Regions from separate parts of the Mus musculus genome. Here all the other regions are linked to region 1. A link is a loop called in an ENCODE intact Hi-C map of the cell type or tissue named here. Cell type or tissue: left cerebral cortex. All regions are shown on one strand. Region 1 overlaps Vps18 (VPS18 CORVET/HOPS core subunit). Region 2 overlaps Ino80 (INO80 complex subunit). Region 3 overlaps Ino80 (INO80 complex subunit). Region 4 overlaps Exd1 (exonuclease 3'-5' domain containing 1).

The links. A loop is a pair of places that touch in the nucleus more often than their neighbours do. Peaks named below come from ENCODE experiments on the same cell type or tissue, not always from the same donor. Only the 100,000 strongest peaks of a DNase experiment are listed, where the experiment ranks them.
Region 2: it touches region 1 in a loop (5-fold over the local background); 24 of 42 quality-filtered maps call a loop at or near these places.
Region 3: it touches region 1 in a loop (4-fold over the local background); 19 of 42 quality-filtered maps call a loop at or near these places.
Region 4: a loop joins it to region 1, with 2.1 times the contacts of the local background. A loop is called at or near these places in 13 of 42 quality-filtered maps.

The regions. Positions count from the first base shown.
Region 1 is chr2:119,297,435-119,302,434 of GRCm38, forward strand. Vps18 (VPS18 CORVET/HOPS core subunit) reads left to right here. Exons shown (of 5, transcript NM_172269.3): 5 at 1-1,019. The coding sequence ends at 185. Among named protein-coding and RNA genes, the nearest start is that of Vps18, 11 kb to the left of the region's middle. In left cerebral cortex, CTCF peaks have their summits at 1,065 and 2,870 (motif pointing right); DNase peaks (open chromatin) are centred at 1,076, 2,809 and 3,787; H3K4me3 peaks cover 258 bases; H3K27ac peaks cover 1,318 bases.
Region 2 is chr2:119,408,322-119,413,321 of GRCm38, forward strand. Ino80 (INO80 complex subunit) reads right to left here. Exons shown (of 36, transcript NM_026574.4): 26 at 4,081-4,306. Among named protein-coding and RNA genes, the nearest start is that of Chac1, 60 kb to the left of the region's middle. In left cerebral cortex, no CTCF peak of the experiment used is centred here; no DNase peak of the experiment used is centred here; H3K27ac peaks cover 1,140 bases.
Region 3 is chr2:119,434,882-119,439,881 of GRCm38, forward strand. Ino80 (INO80 complex subunit) reads right to left here. Exons shown (of 36, transcript NM_026574.4): 14 at 4,494-4,589. Among named protein-coding and RNA genes, the nearest start is that of Ino80, 40 kb to the right of the region's middle. In left cerebral cortex, CTCF peaks have their summits at 1,625 and 2,328 (motif pointing left); a DNase peak (open chromatin) is centred at 2,322.
Region 4 is chr2:119,518,521-119,523,520 of GRCm38, forward strand. Exd1 (exonuclease 3'-5' domain containing 1) reads right to left here. Exons shown (of 13, transcript NM_172857.2): 13 at 884-2,205. The coding sequence ends at 1,546. Among named protein-coding and RNA genes, the nearest start is that of Gm33412, 13 kb to the left of the region's middle. In left cerebral cortex, a CTCF peak has its summit at 2,295 (motif pointing left); a DNase peak (open chromatin) is centred at 2,185.

The DNA of each region.
Region 1 (5,000 bases):
TGAAGGCCAAGGAGGCAGAAGCTGGGGCTGCAGCGGTGGGGCCCAGTCGGGAGCAGCTCAAGGCTGACCTGGATGAGCTGGTGGCTGCTGAGTGTGTGTACTGTGGGGAGCTGATGATTCGGTCTATCGACCGGCCCTTCATTGATCCGCAGCGCTATGAGGAGGAGCACCTCAGCTGGCTATAGGAAGTTCCCCCGCGTGGGTGGACAGACATGGATCCAGCTGCCAGACCCTCCTGCGAAAGCCAGGCCCTGGTTGGTGTTCGGTCCTTGAGCTTGCCGGGTCTGCGATTGTGAGGGGGTTGCAGCCAAGCTTCAGCCGGGAGGTTTTCAGGTGCGAACGCCGAGCTGTGCTTCAGACCTGTCTTAGAGCTGCCCGTCCCAGGCAGCCCGAGCTGGTGAGATCAGCCGTGATCCTTTTAACCACTACATCTAACAGTTCCTCTGTTCTCGTCAGCATGTTCACCTGGACTGAGTGGCCCGCTGTCCTTCCTTCCTCCGTCCTTCCACAGCCTCTGGACCTCCAGCTCGCCCTCTTCTGCCTCAACTAGGTGACCCAGGAGCAAGCAGGCAGACCCTAGGCACTTGTGGGGAGAGTGGGCATGTGGAGATGCTAATGTGACCTGGGGCTCCAGTGTCGGGTGCCCTGAGGCTGAGGGCACACCTGGGACAAGGGGAAATAGGGAGAGTATTAAATCACGCTACAATGGTGGCCCTGGACTTGATGGCTTTGTGTTGATGCTGAAGCTAACAGGATATGATCCCAAGAAAGGATGGAATGCCACAAGAAGGCTGCCTGCACCAAGTGTGGAATAGAACAGGTCAGGTCACGGCCAGCCTAGTCGACATAATAAGTTCTAGGCCAGCAAAGGCTAGAAAAAATTAAATTAAATTAAAAAAATAAAAATAAAAAGAAGAAGTCCAGAGTCCTGCAAGCCTTTGAGCCTTGGCGTAGGTCCTTCACTGGGGGTGAGGCAGGTTTTGCTTGTTTCCTTCTCTGACTATAAATGTTTAGAGATTACAGTCCCTCTTCCTAAATCCTGGAGCTAATCTCACCTCTGGCTGGCAGGTGGCGCTGCTGCTCACGGAATTCATCCAGTTTTGGCACCTTGGGGCACAAATTCTCCAACACTAACTAGGTCTTACTAATGCTTCTTCGGCCATTTCCTTCCTAGTGGTTGCAAGAATTTTCTAGAAGTGCCTGATGCCTGGTCAGGTTCTAGGCCCTTAATTCTTTCTCCAAGTGTTTTTTATGAGCGTATGTTACATATAACAGGGGTGCCTTGAGTCACACTCACCTACTTTCCATGTCTCCCACTAGTTCTCCTCCCCCTCTGCCTCTTCCTCCTCCTCCTCTTCCTCGCTAGTCTTCCTCACTTCCTCTATTACATCTGTATTGTGTGAGGGGAGCATACATGCTGAGTTCCAGTGCCTGGAATGTAGGCTGCCAACCACCACCTTTCCTTCTGCTCTTCCTGCCACTTCTGTAGTCTTCCCTGGGCCTTGAGGAGGTGTGGCCTGACTCTCATTTATAGCTGTAAGTCCCTCATTCTCTCCAGTGGCTCTCACACATTCTGGATTTTGCTTGCCCTTCCGAAAGACTGGATCCCCTGCCAGGCTGGGCCTGGCTTTGCTGTAGGCACTGTGGAGCTCTGTGGCACTTGACCTGTTTTCTCCTTACCTTGCTCCTGTGACTTTGCCTGTCCTCACCCCGAGACAACACTTTCTTAGTTTTAGTTGGGACCAGAAGCTACATCCTGGGACATCCTGGAGTCAGGTCTTTCAGGGACAGCCTTTGCCCTCTGGACAGGTGTTCACAGTGCATTGTCTGACTGGATTGATATGAATTAATCAGCTGGCCCAGGATGTAAGAACGTGAGTGAGTGTTCCTGTCCCTAAGCAGGCGGCCAGCTGACCTAGCTTATAAAATGACCCTTTTCTCCTCCAATGTAATCCTGTGTCAGAATTGTCTCTGGTTCTAACTGTATCTGGCCCCCTAGAGCAGTAAGGTCTCCCATGGTCTCTGCCAGCCCAGAGGGCTAAGCTACCTACACAATGACTCACAAAGATCCTGTCTTCTAGATGCAAGGATAGCAGGTGCGGGGAGGCACCCTCTGTCTAGTAGGTATCCTAATCCTATTCTCTCAAGGAAGATTTGGGAGAAATTTCTTCTCCATGTGGCTCCAGACCCCTTCACACTTATAGATAATAGGAGCACCGTGGTCAACGTGGTTTTAAGTAGAAAGCCTTGGTCTCCCACCAAACTGATTGCTTGCTTGTGGTTTAGATAAAACAGCTTGGAACTGCTGTCTTCGTACATAATGGGGCCTAATACATGTTAGTTAAACAAACACTGCCCTATTGCTCCCTTCTCCCGGAGGGTTTTGCTCAAGCGGCCTGGGACGCCCCTGCCCCTTCTGTCTTATACTAAACAGCCCATCTGGTCTTAGGCTGCTTCCTCTTTCCTGGGAAAAGGCCCCAGCCTTCCCTGGCACTGATAGAATGGGGTTCCGGTGAGTCAGGGCAACGGGAAGCCACAGCTCTTAGATCCCTGGAAACCAAGCAAAACTTGGAATAGAGAGCAGAGAGAAGGCCCTTGGGGCTCTGGCCCTAAGCCTGGGGAGGGGCCAAAGAAGGAGGGGGAGGGAACAGTTGTGTAGGCAGGGGCCAAGATGAATGAGCTGCCTCTGGAGCCTGGAAATAGGAGGTCACTGGAAATAGGAGGAGTGGCCACAGGCAGTGACGCTGAGACCAGGGCAGGAGGCCTGTAAACAAGGAAGCCACCTGGGGGAGATCGAGGGCGGCCGCTGGTCCTGGGGAGCAGGTGCTTCCTGAGGCCCGCCCTTGACAGGGCCCTAGGGGCCGCCTCACCAGTTGTCAGTTGTCCTTAGGCACTAGGGGGCGCTGTGGACTGGCGTCCACACAGAACTGCTCTCAAGCAGCGCTTCTAAGGGGTGTGGCCAACGGAGGGTGTGCCCAGCCAGAGCCCTAAAGCCACCCCCACCCTCCCACCCGAGCTGCCCTCCCTACTGTCCCCAAAGTGTACTGGCCAAGGGCACCAGCCCAGACACTAAAGGAGCAGGGCTCAGCCTGGGTGTGAGCTTATTTCTCCGTGGATACCAATTCTCTGGTTCCTGCCCCTCCTCTCTAAGGCTCAGGTCTCAGGCCAGAGCCTGGCACCAACTCTGTTGGTTGGGAGGGGGCTCAGAAGCCACCAAGCTCCTGGCTGCCCTTGGCGCTGCTCCCCCATCCTCTGGCGCCAGGGAAACAAAAGATTAGGGGCCCAGAGGGACTTATCTGGCCCCACCACCACTGGGTGGGGGGAGGGGGCAAGAGGGGGCACACCTCTCCTCTCCTCCAGCACTACTGATTCTTCGAGACACTTTCACAGGCGGAAATTCCCAGAGGTCAGAGGAGGGAAACGGTTAATTCCTTTTATTCAATGGCCCCCCTCTCCACACCACCCCCTAGCTTCCTCCCTCCACTTCCCGCCCCCCCCTGTGTGAACAGGAAGTGGAGAGGAAAAGGCTCTGAGCAGAGCAGCTGGGAGCAGGAGGCAGGGAGGGAGTGGGCAGCAGGCCCGGTGCCAGCCCTCCCCTCATGGTTGTTTGTTGGAGGGGGGAACACTGTGGCTGTGTATAGAACCTGAAATCTCGATTGGCAAGGGGCACCTGAACTAGGGCAAAGCCCAGCCTCCAAGCCCCTGCCCTCCAACCTGTTGTCAGGCCAGAGACTGGTGTCCTGCCAGTGCAAGCCACCCTTTGCCCAAACCCTGGCTGCCTTGGCCACTGTATCTTACCCATGCTGCTGGGCTGGTTACCTCAAGGCTGGAGGGCAGCAAGCAATTGTACAGCCTCCAATCCTGGCACAGGGCTCCACCAACTCAGCCCCTTGGCCCTGCCAGTCCTTTGAAGCTCAGTCAAAGCTTCCTGTTTGGGGCAGGCGATGCCAAGGCCCCTCCCCCACCATTGTTCTGTAGAGACCATAGGTCCATCTGTTGCCCCCATGGTGGGGCCCCTAGGCAGTACCACACGGGAGCAGAACCACAAAAGACCCTGCTGGCAGCTTTTCTCATTGGGAGCAAGACTGTCCCCACAGCAGGTTGAGGATAAACAGCCTTCGGAAGCAGGCCCTAGAGGGGCTGTGGGATAGGAGGATGCCAGTGAGTAGCTCTGGAGCATGGTGGGCATCTCCTGCCCTCTGCTTCCTCCTACACCTGCGCGTGGAGAGGAGGAGGTGTGAGCCGCCAGGAAAGGGTCAACATTTTCCTGCCCAGATTTCAAATGGGAAAACTGACTGATGGAGGGGGCAGCCTTTGATGGAAGAGATGCCTCATGGCTGGTGGCTTCCTCTCCCTGAATAGCGTAGCCTTTGCTCAGTTCTTGCCTTGAAGTGATCCTTGAGGCAAGCAGCCAGTACCCATTCCCAGAAATCACAGAATGTTAAACGACCCCAGGTTGGTGGCCAGCAACTGATGCCCACTGAGACCAAGCCAAGGCAGGAAAAGGGAAAAGGTCCTGATTTGGCTCTCAGGACAGTGGGTACTGTTCCTGGTTCCCAGGCTGCTGTGGCCAAATGTGCTTCCCAGACACATAGCAGGTGCCACATTGTCTCTGCATCTCCCTCTTGCTCCTAACTCCCTACCATGGGCTAATTTCACATTGTAGGCTGTTTTCCCCCTCACTTCTCCATAGGAGTTAAAACTCTAAGGTCTACCCCACATCTCTCATCATATCCCCAACTCAGAACTCATCCTGCTCCTGCCTCTCAGAAGCGGCCAGAGCCCTGGAACCTTAGCTAGTGATGTGGAAACTCACCCTCAAAGGGTTTCTGTTCTCTTCTTCCACCATGTGTTCCCGGGGATCAAACCCAGGTTGTCAGATTTGGTACCCAGCACTTTTATCCACTGACCCTCATACTCGGCTTCCATCAGCAGCCAAGGAGGCTTGAGCTGAGGGCTAGGGAGGTGATCCAGAAAGAATAGGTAGAAACCTTTCCCCT
Region 2 (5,000 bases), 110 kb after region 1:
TTTGCCAAGTACACAATTATTGTCTACACCGAGTAAGAACGGATGTGCTGACAGCACCATAACAAATCACCAGCTGCTCTGTTTTTGCTACAAAGCTATGGGTCCTGGATGTTTACTCCTCTGCACTGCAGCCCGCCTTTTCCCACCTTCGGAATACTGCCAGGACACACTGCCCTGCCCTCCCGGCCGCTGTGGTCCACACCTTTGTTCAGCCTCTTTGTTTGCTCCTGTTTAGATTACTGAAATGTTCTTCTCTTTGCTGTCTCCTGACCAGCACAATCAAATGACTGCAGCGGGGCTGGAGTGAGTGCTGAGCTCTCTCCCTGGCACCAGACGAGGAGGCAAGTGGAAATTCCTAGTCTCATCAGGCAGCCATGCTTTCAAAACAACTCACAAAGCTCCCTTCTCCTCACAGTTCCTTCTCTATGGCTTCTCTTGATTTTGATAGCTTTTACTCTTTCTGACAGACCCAGTCATCTTTTTGTTTTCCCTTTTTTAAAGCCATACATTTTTTGAAAGGGAGTGGGCAAAAAAGCTCTCCACATTTTTATAGTGCTTATGTCCTCTCTCCATTCAGACACACCCCTTCAGAACAAACAGTAGAGCACACACAAATCTGTATGGTGTCTAGAATCTGAGAGGCATCAAGTTACTTTGTAATAAAAGATTTATTTATTTTATGTGTATGTGTGCTGGCTAGTCTTATGTCAACTTGGCACAAGATAAGAGTTATCAGAAGGGCTGGAGAGATGGCTCAGTGGTTAAGAGCACTGACTGCTCTTCCAAAGGTCCTGAGTTCAATTCCCAGCAACCACATGGTGGCTCACAACCATCCGTAACAAGATCTGACGCCCTCTTCTGGTGCATCTAAAGGCAGCTACAGTGTACTTATGTATAATAACAAATAAATCTTTTAAAAAAATAGTTATCAGAAATCAGAGAACCTCAAGTTGAGAAAAATGCCTCCATAAAATCCAGCTGTAATGCATTTTCCTAATTAATGATTGATGGGAAAGGGTCCAGCCTATTGTGCATAGTGACACCCCTGGGCTGGTGGTCCTGGGTTTTATAAGAAAGCAGCCTAAGTAAACTATTATGAGCAAGCCAGCAAGCAGCACTCCTCTATGCCCTCTAGGTTCCTCCACTGATGAACAGCAATGTGGAAGCATAAACCAACAAACCTTGTCTTCCTAGGTTGCTTGGTCATGGTGTTTCATCACAGCAATACTAACCCTCAGACAGTATGAATATTTGCCTACATGTGTGTATGTATATTGCATATGTGCATGGTACTCATGGAGGTCAGAGGAGGGCACTGCAAATTCTGGAACTGGTGATTTGGACTTTTGTAAGCCACAATATGGGTGCTGGGAACTAAACCTGGATCCTCTGTAGGAACAGCAAATTCTCATAAGTTGGCAGCCTACTTCTCCATCCCCTTTACTGACTTCAAAACTATGATTAAACAGTCTTCACACTTCCTGCCTCCCAGAGTTTCTTTACCTAGTTTGGTAACTAGGATAAACTAGTATTAGAAAGGTGAAGAGGGGGCTGGAGAGATGGTTCAGCAGGTAAGAGCACTGACTGCTCTTCCTAAGGTCCTGAGTTCAATTCCCAGCAACCACATGGTGGCTCACAACCACCCATAATGAGATCTGATGCCGTCTTCTGGTGTGTCTGAAGACAGCTACAGTGTATAATAAATAAATCCTTGGGCTGGAGCGAGCAGGGACTGAGCAAGCAGGGTTGACTGGAGCGAGCAGAGGTCCTAAAAATTCAATTCCCAACAACCATAAGAAGGCTCACAACTATCTGTACAGCTTCAGTGTGTACTAATATACATAAAATAAATAAATATTTAAAAAAAGAAAGGTGAAGAGGTAAAGACACACATGCACACATACACACAAGTGCACATGCACACAAAGATGAACTCAAACATAACAGAAATAGCAAGTGTTGCCTGCTTGTGACTGAGGGAGGTGAACACAGATGGACTAAAATCTGGGTTGGTTTTGCTTTTTGTGGTGCTAGGGGTCAAACACAGGCTTCATGCATACAAGGTGAGTGCTATACAGTGAGCTACATCCTTAGACTAATTTGGACCTTTTGGGACTGTTTTAAAAGAAAAGGTCCCAAAGAAACAGACTTGAACCAAGAGATTGAAACACTTAAAGAACCAAAAATATCTGAGTTAACCAGTGAATGTGCTATACAAAACAAACCAATATCCAGCATTTGTCTTTAGTGAGATATGCAGGAAAACAAGACCTTTCTTTTACTGTCCACACTGGTATCTTTGGCGCCCGGCATACATCACTCAATTTTTAAGAGCTACCCAGGTGTGCTGTACAAAAGCACTACTTGTGGCAAAGCAGGGTAAACACCAGAAGCATAATTACCAAGAAATCAAGCAGATTCTGTCCAGCCAAACCCAGCCTCAGCCCTTTCTTTAAAATTAGACCTCAAATCAGAACTATCCATTCTCTCACAATCTTTCCTGCAATCCTATGGTATTACATTTAAAAATAGGTTCTTACTGTCTACAGCTTTAAGTCACAAGACAGAAGATTAAATGTCTCTCTTTTCCAAGGAAAGAACCCCTCTGAAGGGCTGAAACCTGCAGAAGCAATCAAAGCATGAAACCCATGAAATTTTGTTCAGTCTTTCAAAGAATGCAAAAGACTCCACTTTTCCCAGGGAACCAAAAAATGTAAAAGTATAGAAGAGATAAAACACAGGTTCAAATGATACCCTCCCTGCCCCCACCCCACCCCAGCTAGCCCACAGAGTACAATGGGGTCGGTGAGGAGCTTGTTGGTTCTCACAGTAAACAGCCAGTGAGGCTGGTGCTTTTTATCGATGCGAAAAGAACTCAGACACTTCCTGCTATTTAAACAAGGTCCATTTTTCTTTCAAAGAACAGGAAAAGCCACAAGAGATTTCCCACAGCGCCAGCAATAGGCCTTCTACTACTATACTGGGAACCAAAGAGCCAGAATGAAGGAAGAAGAAATGCAGTGCATCTTGCTTCTTTTGGTACCTATTCTTCATTCTCCCTCCATGTCGGCAGTGTCTGCTCTGTCCTGCTTTATGCTTGGGCTTTCCCTAACTTCCAATCACTTTTACCCACGGCTTTCATGTATTCTAAAGTCACTTCCAAGGCCATATGCAATGTAGGTTCCCAAACAGACAGCTTTCAGTTAAAGCACTCCAAAGGCTACAAACAGGATGATAAAGCCTTCACAAGAAACAAAGACAAACAGGTCCTCCACATTGGAATCCAGCTGTCACTTATACTAGACGCTCCCTTTTGAGAGTATAGTCCCTAGTATGCATCCATTAAATTTCAGTAATAATACAATCAGGACAGCAGAGAATTTGGACAACCAAGCCAACACTGCAGGCTGCAGGCTGCCAGCAGGTGTAAACTGCATCAGTCTGTGAAGCCTCTGGTTCAACTTCCTTAGTGCAGTCTCACTAAAGCAAAGATGAAAACCTAGTTTCCTTTCCATCCTGGACCTTGACCCAAGGGGGTCTGGGAATCTGCTAGTGTTTTGGCACAAAACACACTGTTTTTCCTCTTGCTATCATTTAGATCTCTAGACCTTGTGCAGGACACTGTTTATGCTACTTAACTAGGCTCTGTGGGAGTGACGACATTCTCATTCATTCCACTGGCAATGGCACAAAACAACTGCACTCATTCGACCTGAAGTCTTTCCTAAACTTTGTGGGGTTTTGGGGTGTGTGTGTGTGGGGGGTCATCTGGTGAGGGCCTTGTGCATACTAGATAAGCACTCTACCCATGAGCACCCCAACCTTCTCCCATTTAAAAAAGTGACATTACACTCTTCTTATCAAAGGAGAGTACTCACGAACAAATCTAGAAACATTTCAATCATCATCTTTCCACTCAAGACACAAAGTACTCATATTTTTACCTATAAGTTACAGGTTAGGAGAGTTAGAAACCTCAGGAACTCCAAATACCAAACAACAAAAACTATCACATGGGCTTTCTCCCCCTTTCTCCTCTTGTCAAAGCTGGAAACATGCTCCAAAGAGCAGAAAACTCACCTGGAATTCTGATGAAAGACCAGCCGTTCTGGGGTCTAATGCTCAGCAGCCCTCCAGCTGGCTCTGGGAAGAACTGGGATCTGCGACTCAGCCAATCCGTAGCCAGCTCAGGAGCCCCATTCAACAAACACTGCTTGGCAGCCAGACTCCCTCCTTCCTTCAGAACTCCTCTCTCATACTCTGCACTTCTGTCATTACAGTAAGAATCCAACGGCACTGCGGTGACCTGCAGGGTAAAATTCGCAGACAATAAAATGGCTCTTCTGCCATTTGTCACACACATCAAGCCTTTGAGGGAAATCAACTTTTTTTCCTTCTGAGATAGGATCTCATATAGCTCAGGCTGGCCTCCAAATTCTCAAGAAGCCACCTGAGTAGTCCTTTCACCTACCCAGTGGGGGTTATAGCAAGTTTCAGGCTTGTGAATGCTGAGCTCTATCCCTAGGCCCACAACTCTGAAATCAGATCAATGTGAATAACCTCAGACTGGTGGCTTTATATTTCATCCTCTAGCATAGTAAGATGAAGGCAAAGACTAACTCAATTTGAGAGCTTCTCTGGGCAAACTGGTAATCGCTAATCACATGAACCTGCAATCAAAAGATATAAAAAGGTGCATGTAGATAAAGTAAGATTCTAGTCTGGATATCTACTCTCAATATACATTTACCACCCACTTATTACAAGTGCTATGGCCACTTATGACAGTGATGTCAGAAAGGAAGCCTGAGACAGACAGCAGTCAGAAAGGACTACAGTGTTTGTCTGACACACCTTAAGCTATCTTTAATGCTTTCATGGCAAAACTTCTTTGTTTCTGAATACTTCGCATGGATAAACCTAAAGGAAAAAAAGGGAAACCCTCTTTCAAGCCATGCTGGAAAAGGAAAAAGGAACACAGGGGATAGAAGGAAGCAAAC
Region 3 (5,000 bases), 140 kb after region 1:
AATGGCAATAAAAAAATGAATTGACTGTGCTGGGGTCAGCAAATCCTTTGTAAACTCTAAGCTCTGCAGTCCATGTTGTCTAAAAATCATCATTAATGATTATTAATGATCTATCAACAAAACGGTCTGATTATAAAATAGTGGGTATAGATACATATCTAAAAGATACATATTTGAATTCCATGTTGTGTATTATGAGGTATGTTTTAATTGGTAATTTAAAACTGTGCAATCTAATCTTAGTTTACAGACCACATAAACAGGTTTCTAAATAGCCAGAAATATAGTATGACCCAGTAAATCAATTTGGACATATGTCCTATAGTAATGAAAACAAGACATGTAATTCAAACAAAAATGTACATGAATGTTTATAACTCTGTGCCTGAGGGCACCAAAAGGTGAAAAACACCCTAAAATCCATCAAAAGATGAGCAAGAACCAAAATGAAATATACAGAGAATTTTTAGCTATAGACAAAAGAAAATGAAGCATTCATGTTACAGTGAGGATGAGCCTGGACTTTTTATGCTGAATGAAAGAAGCCCAGCATGTAAGGCTGTATACTGCATGGTTTCCAGTCACAGGAAGTATTTGGCAAATAAAGATTTGTGTTTTCCAGAGGCTAGAGGCAAAAGGAAATAAGAAATTACTGTTTAATGAACATAGGTTTAAGGGTAGGGCAAAGACAATAGGGATGAGAGCAGTGACAGCCGTAAACACTTACATACTTAAAGCTACTGAACCGCACTTTTAAATCTTTATAAGAGCAGGGGTTTTTATTACACTTATTTTATATGTCTGTGAATGTGCATATATCCATGTGTGCCACAGCACAGGGCACAAGTCAAAGGACAGCACGCAGAATTCAGCTCTCTCTGTCATCTGAGTGCTAGGGCCTGAATTCAAATCTCTAGGTTTGGTGGCTCTGCCTCCACTACTTGGTCTAGCCTGCCTACCCTGGTATTTTTTGGCTTGTCTGACTTTTTGAGATAGTTTTGCTAAGTAGTCCTGGTTGGCCAGGAAATTTACTACATAGATTAGGGTGGCCTTGAACTTATAATCCTCTGCCTCATCCTCTTGAGTATTAAGATAACAGGTATAGGGGCTGGCGAGATGGCTCAGCAGGTAAGAGCACTGACTGCTCTTCCGAAGGTCCTGAGTTCAAATCCCAGCAACCACATGGTGGCTCACAACTACCTGTAATGAGATCTGATGCCCTCTTCTGATGCATCTGAAAACAGCTACAGTATACTTAATGAATAAATCTTTGGGACTGAGCAAGCAGAGTTGACCTGAGTAAGTGGGGCAACCAGAGCAACGGAGCAAGCAGAGGTCCTAAAAATTCAATTCCCGGGGCTGGTGAGATGGCTCAGCGGGTAAGAGCACCCGACTGCTCTTCCGAAGATCAACCACATGGTGGCTCACAACCATCTGTAATGAGATCTGACTCCTTCTTCTGGAGTGTCTGAAGACAGCTACAGTGTACTTACATGTAATAAATAAATAAATCTTTAAAAAAAAATTCAATTCCCAACAACCATATGAAGGCTCACAACCAGCTGTACATGTACTCATATACATAAAATAAATAAATAAATCTTTAAAAAAACAAAAAACAAACAGGGCTGGTGAGATGGCTCAGTGGTTAAGAGTACCACCTGCTCTTCCGAAGGTCCCGAGTTCAAATCCCAGCAACCACATGGTGGCTCACAACCATCAGTAACGAAATCTGATGCCCTCTTCTGGAGTATCTGAGGACAGCTACTTAAAAAAAAACAAAAAACAAACAGTATTGTCTTAGCCCTTTGGTGGCGAATAGTGTTATTTAAAAAAAAAAAAAAGATAAAAGGCATATATCACTCTCTTGAGAAAATAATAAATTTTTATGGTGTGAGTATTTTATAATATAAAATAAGTAAAATAGAAAACTCAAGAGGGGACACTTATAATTAGGTCCAGATTCTATTTTATATTCACTATGCTAGTATTAAAATGAAATTCAATAAACAAATATACAAGATGGACACTGAATATGCACATGAACGTTCAGCTCTAAGCACTAATAAAGGAGAGATATGAAGGGAGACTTAAAGCAGTAGTTCTCAGCCTCCCTAATGCTACAACTCTTCAATATAGTTCTTCACGCTGTGGTGACCACCAAACATACTTGTATTTTCACTGCTACTTCATAATATATTTTTCTGGTGTTATGAATCATAATGTAAATATCTGATGTGCAGGATATAGGTGTGAACCCTGTAAAAGGATTGGTTGTCACAGACTGACAACTGTTGCCTTAAAGTAATACCATGCTGCCATCTATTGGCCAGTGGAGGAGCAGCACAAACCTTCAGTGGCAGTATAGAAATTAAGAACTATTTTTTTGACATTGTATTCAACATATATCTAGCCATTATTTGAAAAGAAGAAAAACCAAAATATTATTTTCATTTTTCATATGCCCATAAATGGAATAAATCTTACATCCTTAGAGAACTGAAAATAAGTCGGCCTCACATGTAACAACAGTATAGGTATGGGCCAACATGTCCAGCACAAAACCTATTTACCTTGTGTCTACATCATACTCAAGTCGATACAACACACTTCTTGATTTTTTGAGGCAGGGCTTCATGCTGGCCTGGGACCTACTATATAGCTGAGTGTCCCCAGCTTCAGGTCCTTCTGCTTCCACCTTCCTTGTGCCAGGAAACAAGCCAGTTTTATGAAGTGTTAGGTGTTAGGGATCAAATTTGTGGTTTCATTTATAGCAACCAAGGAGTCTATCAATTGAACAAAATCTCTAGCCCAGTCAATCTTATTTTTTCCTCTCTGAATTAGTTAAATCAATTTTTACATTATATGTGTTAGCCATTATAAGCAGGACCAAGACTACCTTTAGAGTATTAAGAAAAATGAATTAATATGAATAGACTAAAATACAATGTAAAATTTGGAAAAATATACTTTGAAACAAGATAGATATTTCTATCATTTCACCATGACCATCAATTGATATGGAAAATGCCATAATTAACTTAAATTGGACTTTGAATTTCTCACTTACATAGTATAAAGATATACGTATTGGCTCTCTTATTACTCTCATAAGTAATTTTTCTAAGAAAGAAATATAAGGCAGCTGGGAATGACGACTCTCACTTCCAGCACTTGGCAGGTTGAGGCAAGAAGATCAGGAGGTCAAAGTCATTCCCAGTCACTCGACAAGTTCAAAGCCAGCCCAGGTACACCAGACTATTTATCAACAAACAAAGCAAAACAAACAAACAGCTAGACGTCATGTTTCACCTAGAATCCCATCAGTTAGAAACAGAAGCAGGCTGACTACCTATCACAAGTTCAGAGCCAGCCTGGACAACATAGTGGATTCTAAGATAGGCTCCTGGAGTACTGGAGGTAGAGTATAGTTCTGTCTCTAAAACAGAAGAAAACAAATGAAGCAAATACAGATATAAGGGACTTGATAGGTAGTTCACTTTGTACAGTGACAGTCTAGCCTGCATGAAGCTCTGTGATTCCTAAAGCCACATAAACCTTGTGTGGTGGCATATATACTTAGAAACACTGGCTACATAACAAGTCTGAGGACAGCATATAACACATAAGACTGTATCAAGGAAAACAAACATATGGAGGCTGAAGAGATGGCTTAGCAGTTCAGAGTACCCACTGCTCTCCTCAAGCACCTGAGTTTGGTCCCCAGCACCTGTATCAGGCAGTTCCCAAGCACCTGTAACTCCAGTTCTAGAAGATCCAACTACCCACACATAACTATGCACATTGAAAATAAAAAGTAGAAGAGTGGGGTGCACATCCTTCATCCCAGCAATCAGGAGACAGAGAGAGGGAACCAAAATGAGAAAATGCCTCCATAATATTGGCCTGTATACCAGGTGTGGTAACACAGGACTTTATTCACAGCACTCTGGAGGTAGGGACCAATGGATCTCTAGGAGTTCAAGGCCAGCCTGGTCTATATAGAGAGTTTCAAGATAGACAAGGTTGCATATAGAGACCCTGTCTCAAACAAATAAACAAACAAAACAAAACAAAAAAGCAAAAAAAAAAAAAAAAAAAAAGAAAAAGAAAAAGAAACAAAACCAAGATTAGCCTCTAAGCAAGTCTGTAAGTGATAGATGTGGAAGGTCCTATCCTGCAGCGGGCGGGGCCACACCTTCATAGATGACTGATGAAAAAGGCAGGCTGAGCAAACTATGAGAACAAACCAGTAAGCAGCACACTAGTTCTAAGGCCTCTGCTTCAATACCTGCCTCCAGGTTCCCGATTGCTTGAGCTCCTGCTCAGAATTCCTTAAAGGATGATGAAATATAAAGCTGTGAACTAAAATGAACCCTGTCTTCTGTGCTGCTTTCGGTTACAGTGTTTACTACAGCACAGAAGTCTAAGACAATTAGACAGCAGTAAACAAGGGTCAGAAAGCTTATCTTAAAGAACAAGAGGATCTTTACCTTAAATTTAGGAACAAATCTTGTAAACTCCTGGTGCCAATTATTAAGTGTAGAAGCAGGTGAAATTATTAAGAAAGGTCCCCAAATGTTTTCTCTCTGCAACAGAAAATGAGGTTAGCCTGCTGTAGGAAAACTGAAGTTATTTAATCCTAAATAATCAACCCATGACAAGAGAAGTTTAAAAATAGATATTACTGTAACAAGAGAAACTGTGCCTATCTCCCAAGTGTCTACACATATCTTTCAATGAAAAGCAATGTTAGTATAAAAATGACACACTAAGGAGGTAAAGTACTAAGCAGTGACACTCGTGACTTTTGGGTCTTAATTTCATTCATAACATGTGCATGACATGGAGCTGGAGAAATGGCTCAATGGTTAAGAGCACTGATTGCTCTTCAAGAGGTCCTGAGTTCAATTCCCAGCAATCACATGGTGGCGCACAACCATCTGTAATAGAATCCAATGGCCTCTTCTAGTGTCTGATAGCAACGGTGTACTCATATA
Region 4 (5,000 bases), 220 kb after region 1:
AACTGGAGATTGAGGCCTAAGTTGGCCTCAAATGCCCATCCATCTCTGTCTAACCTCCTGAGTGCTGGCCTTAGAGATATGCATCACTGTATCTAGGTAGAATACAGATTTCTTATTTTTCTTTTCTTTTCTTTTTTTTCTGTTTTTTTCGAAACAGGGTTTCTCTGTTTCGAGACCAGGCTGGCCTCGAACTCAGAAATCCGCCTGCCTCTGCCTCCCAAGTGCTGGGATTAAAGGCATGTGCCACCACTGCCCGGCAGAATACAGATTTCTAAACAAGACTCTAGACCTACAAGTTCAGATATGGGCTGGAGAGATGGCTCAGTGGTTAAGAGCACTGACTGCTCTTCCAGAGTTCATTAGTTCAAATCCCAATTCCCATATGGTGGCTCACAACCACCCATAATGAGATCTAACACCCCTTTCTGGTGTGTCTGAAGACAGCTACAGTGTATTCATATACATAAAATAAGTAAATAATTCTTTAAAAAAAAAAAGAAGAAGTTCAGATATTACCCTAAAATCTTTATACTCACTCAAAAAAGAGAAAAAGAGCCGGGCGTGGTGGCGCACACCTTTAATCCCAGTACTCGGGAGGCAGAGGCAGGCAGATTTCTGGCCAGCCTGATCTATAGAGTGAGTTCCAGGACAGCCAGGGATATACAGAGAAACCCTGTCTCGAAAAACCAAAGAGAGAGAGAGAGAGAGAGAGTGAGAGAGAGAGAGAGAGAAAGAGAGAGAGAGAGAGAGAGAGAGAGAGAAAGAGAAAAAGAGATGATCTGATGCCAAAGCAGGCTTATTGACGTGTGAGCGTCCCACAAATGCCCTCATTTCAGGTTGCTTTTTTTTTTTCTCTCAGGAAGTGTAACACCTCTAGGTCAGTCCAATGAACTCAAATTTTACATTTACTAGAAGGAAATAACAACAGAGAAGCTAGCACCCTGCTCTCTTAAGATTAATGCAATATAAAGAAAGTTGAGCAAATACCCTCTACAGTGACATCACCTGTTCCCAAACCCTGATACAAAACACAAAAGTTCACAGTTCACTTAAGGTCTTAAGGAAGAGCAGTACTTGTGAAGTTGACAGAATACATTTCTAACCTGTAGGGAAGTAAGATGTGTTTAGATCTACGTCAATCTAAGGGCAAAACAAACCCAAACAGATAAAACCCTACACCTTTTCTTTTCTGGTGATGTTACAGACTTAAGTGGGGGTCTGTGCAGCTGCCCCAGCTCTCTGCCACCCACAAGAGCGGCCCTACAGCATCCCTGAACCAGATTCTTCCAGACACTGAGTCCGAGCTAAAGATAAGATGGGTCAGCTACAGAGACGATTTCCTCATACATTGATGGAATGGCATGTTTGACCTCACCCATTACTGCTCTTCTTAGGCCCCTCCTAATGCAGACAGCAGGCTTCAGCACTAAGCCTAAGGCCACCATGTGCCCAGAAGCCTGTGGCTAAGGCCACCATGTGCCCAGAAGCCTGTGGCTGAGACCTAACCAACCGACCCCATGAGAAACTCACAGGGTCTCTGTTGGCCTAAAACAGATTTAAAGATGGACTTATCCATGAGTCTGTCTTCTCCAGGGCTGGACAGGGAGGAAGTGTAGAGACCTCAGCTTTTTCAGGAAGATGGAAGGTGTCAGTTGGTGCCTCCCAGGTTTCCTGAAGGAGAGAAGGCGACACCAAAGCGCCTTCTTTTGGGCTTGTTAAAGCTCCCTTATTTCCCACCACTGTCAACTGCTCTATCTCCTCTTTCAAAGAAAACTGGGACTGAGATGCCCACGTGGGAGGCAGGGCGTGGGCTTTCTGGGCTCTCGGGTCTTCTGGCCCCGCTGACTCCCAACACCCCGGTTTGTTCTTAGAGTCCTTATGGGCTTCGCCTTCCTTCCTGGGAGGCACAATCTGAGACTTTGCTGTGGTTTGTTTAGATTCTTTATCCAAAAACTTCTCATCCTCATGAGATTTGGGACATAAAAAGCGTGGAACTTGGTCTCCACCATCCGTCTTATAAAATAAGAAACCCTGGACTCGCTCCTCTTTCCCTGCTGTGCAAGCTGTCGGCTCCTTTGGGTGCAGTGGAGTCCTTATGAGGAGGCCCCGTGCGTTCACTCTGTACTCCTTCACAGCTCGCTCTCTGCGCTGTTTCTGGAAGTCCTGGAGTTGAAGAAGCTCTGCTGGCAGCTCCATACACGCAGGCTAGGGAAGCAAAAAAACTCAGGTTTACAGAGCATGATCCCTAAAATCCCTCAGAAGGATAGGCAAATGAATTTATTCAAATGTGCTCCTGTAGTGCCCTCTAGTGTTTTCTATATAATTACTATTTAAATTTTTTGATTGTACTGTTTTTGAGTAATTTAAGTATTTAAGAAAATTAAATATTTACATATGTGTATGTGTAAATATAGAAAATGTGACTTTCCCAGTCTGGCTTCATTTGGCTTAGACGGTGCACCCTCTGAAAAGCCGAAAAGTAATATCCAGGTACAGCCCACGTACATGTGAGCGCTGGTGTGTGTGTGTCTGTGTGCGCGCGCGCACGCCCGCACCTTAGTAAATGATTGTCTGTACTAAATGATTCTATGTGTGGTGACTGCGACCCCACTTAGGCTCTGTACAAAGCAGACAAGTAGTCTACCACTAGACAGACAAGAAGTCTACGACTAGACAGGGTTTCTCTATGTAGCCCTGGTTGTCCTAGAATTCACTCTGTGGACCAGGCTGGCCTGGAACTCAGAAATTCGCCTGCCTCTGCCTCCCAAGTGCTGGGATTAAAGGCATGTGCCACCATGCCTGGCTAGGAATTTCTATATTTTATTTTATTTTTTGTTTTTTCGAGACAGGGTTTTTCTGTATAGCCCTGGCTGTCCTGGAACTCACTCTGTGGACCAGGCTGGCCTGGAACTCAGAAATCCTCCTGCCTCTGCCTCCCAAGAGCTGGGATTACAGGTGTCGGGGGAAGGATCCCATCACAGAGCCACAGTGATACTGAACTTACTATGCAGCCCATGCTTATCTGGACCTCACCATGCCCTGGCCTCAGCTTCCTAAGGACTAAAGAAATACAGGTGTGTGCTGCTTTAGTATATTCACATATTTGGGGGAAGATTTTTTGCTGTTTTAAAACAGGGACTCATGTAGCTCAGGCTGACATAGAATTCACCACGTAGTACCAGATGACCTTCCTGTGTGCAGGGGTTACATGTGTGAGCCCCCATGCCTAGTTTATGTGGTTGTAGGGGTCAAACCCAGGACTTTATACATACTAGGTGAGAACTCTTCCAATTAGGCACATCCCAAGCTCTACTATCTTATTATTTTTAATATAAAATCTGTCTTGGAGATTGTCCCATATTGGCACCTCTAAGGGCTGTATGTGTATAGCATCACCTTACTGAGCCTTAGTGAACCTTTCTTTCCTCATTACAGAAATATTCAAGTAAAGAAGTGGTATTGGCTGGGAAGATGGCTCAGTGGTTAAAGAGCTTGCTATGTGTGTATGAATACCTAGATCTCCAGCATCCACAGAGAAGCCAGATATGTGCTGGAGGAAGATCCTGGGGGCTCGCTGGCCAGACCATCTAGCTGAATGGGTGAACTTCAGGGTTAGTGAGAGAACCCAATTCAAAAAAATAATCTGAGGAGGGCTGATGAGCTAGCACAGTGCATAAATGTGCTTGCTACCAAGCCTGATCGTCTCAGGACCCACAGTGTGGAAGGAGAAAACCAACCTCTGAAAACCCACACATGCATGCAAAACAAATGAATGAATGAATAAGTAAGTACATAATTGTAAGTCATTTTTTAAAAAGTAAAGTGGAGAGCAGTGAAAGAAAATATATGTTGATGTCTGCCCACCATGACCTCAAGCACAGACTAGTACTCCACACACGGGTACACATGCAGATACACAGCTGCTCTGGACACACACACACACACACATGCAGTATTAAGTTCAGCATAGTAGTATATGCTGTTGAGAGGTGGAGGCAGGAGGTTCATGAGTTTAGATTATCTGTAGATGTATAGCAAGTTCAGGGTCAATCTCAGGTCTATAAGGCTTTGTCTCAAAAACAAAACAAGGAGCTTGAGAAAGGTTACTCTTCAGGAGTAACTACTCTTCAGGAGGCCCAGGGTTTGGTTCCCAGCATGCTCATGGTGGCTCACACACACATATATATACATATACACACACACACACATACACACACACACACACACACACACACACATATTTTTTTTGTTTTGTTTTGTTTTTGTTTGTTTGTTTTTCGAGACAGGGTTTCTCTGTAGCCCTGGCTGTCCTGGAACTCACTCTGTAGACCAGGCTGGCCTCGAACTCAGAAATCCGCCTGTGTCTGCCTCCCAAGTTCTGGGATTAAAGGCATGCGCCACCACTGCCCTGCCAAATATTTTTTAAAAGGTAAAGTGATATAGACTGTAGCTCAGTTGGCATTATGCTTGCCTAGCATGAGTGAAGCCCTGAGTTAGATATGTGCCATTACAGCAACAGGGCGTGGTGGCACGTGCCTGCAACCCAGCACTGGGCATGTGAGGGCAGAAGGGTCAGGAACTCAAGGTCACCTTCAGTTACACAGCAAGTCTGAGGAACACTTGGGATATATCAGTCTGTGCTGGGAGGAAAAATGATTCACCACAAGGCTGTCCCACAAGAGCTGCTTTGTTGTGAAGAGTGGGTATCACAGACAAATCTGGTATCACAAGACTGTAATCCCAGCTGCTCAGGAGGGAGGGAGGACAGACATCAAGGCCATCCTAGACATCTCCATCAGACCTTTGCTTAAAACAAAAATCTAGAAAGGTCTGTGCATGTAGTCTATTGGCAGAGAGTGCTGACAATGTGTGAGTCTTGTGCTTGGGCTCTAGAACTGCAAACACACAACCACACAGGCGAGCTCCCGGAAACGGTGAGTATCTCCGTGTTCAAGGTGAGGAAGAGGCAGCGAATGCACCCACAGGAGAAAGCAGCACCC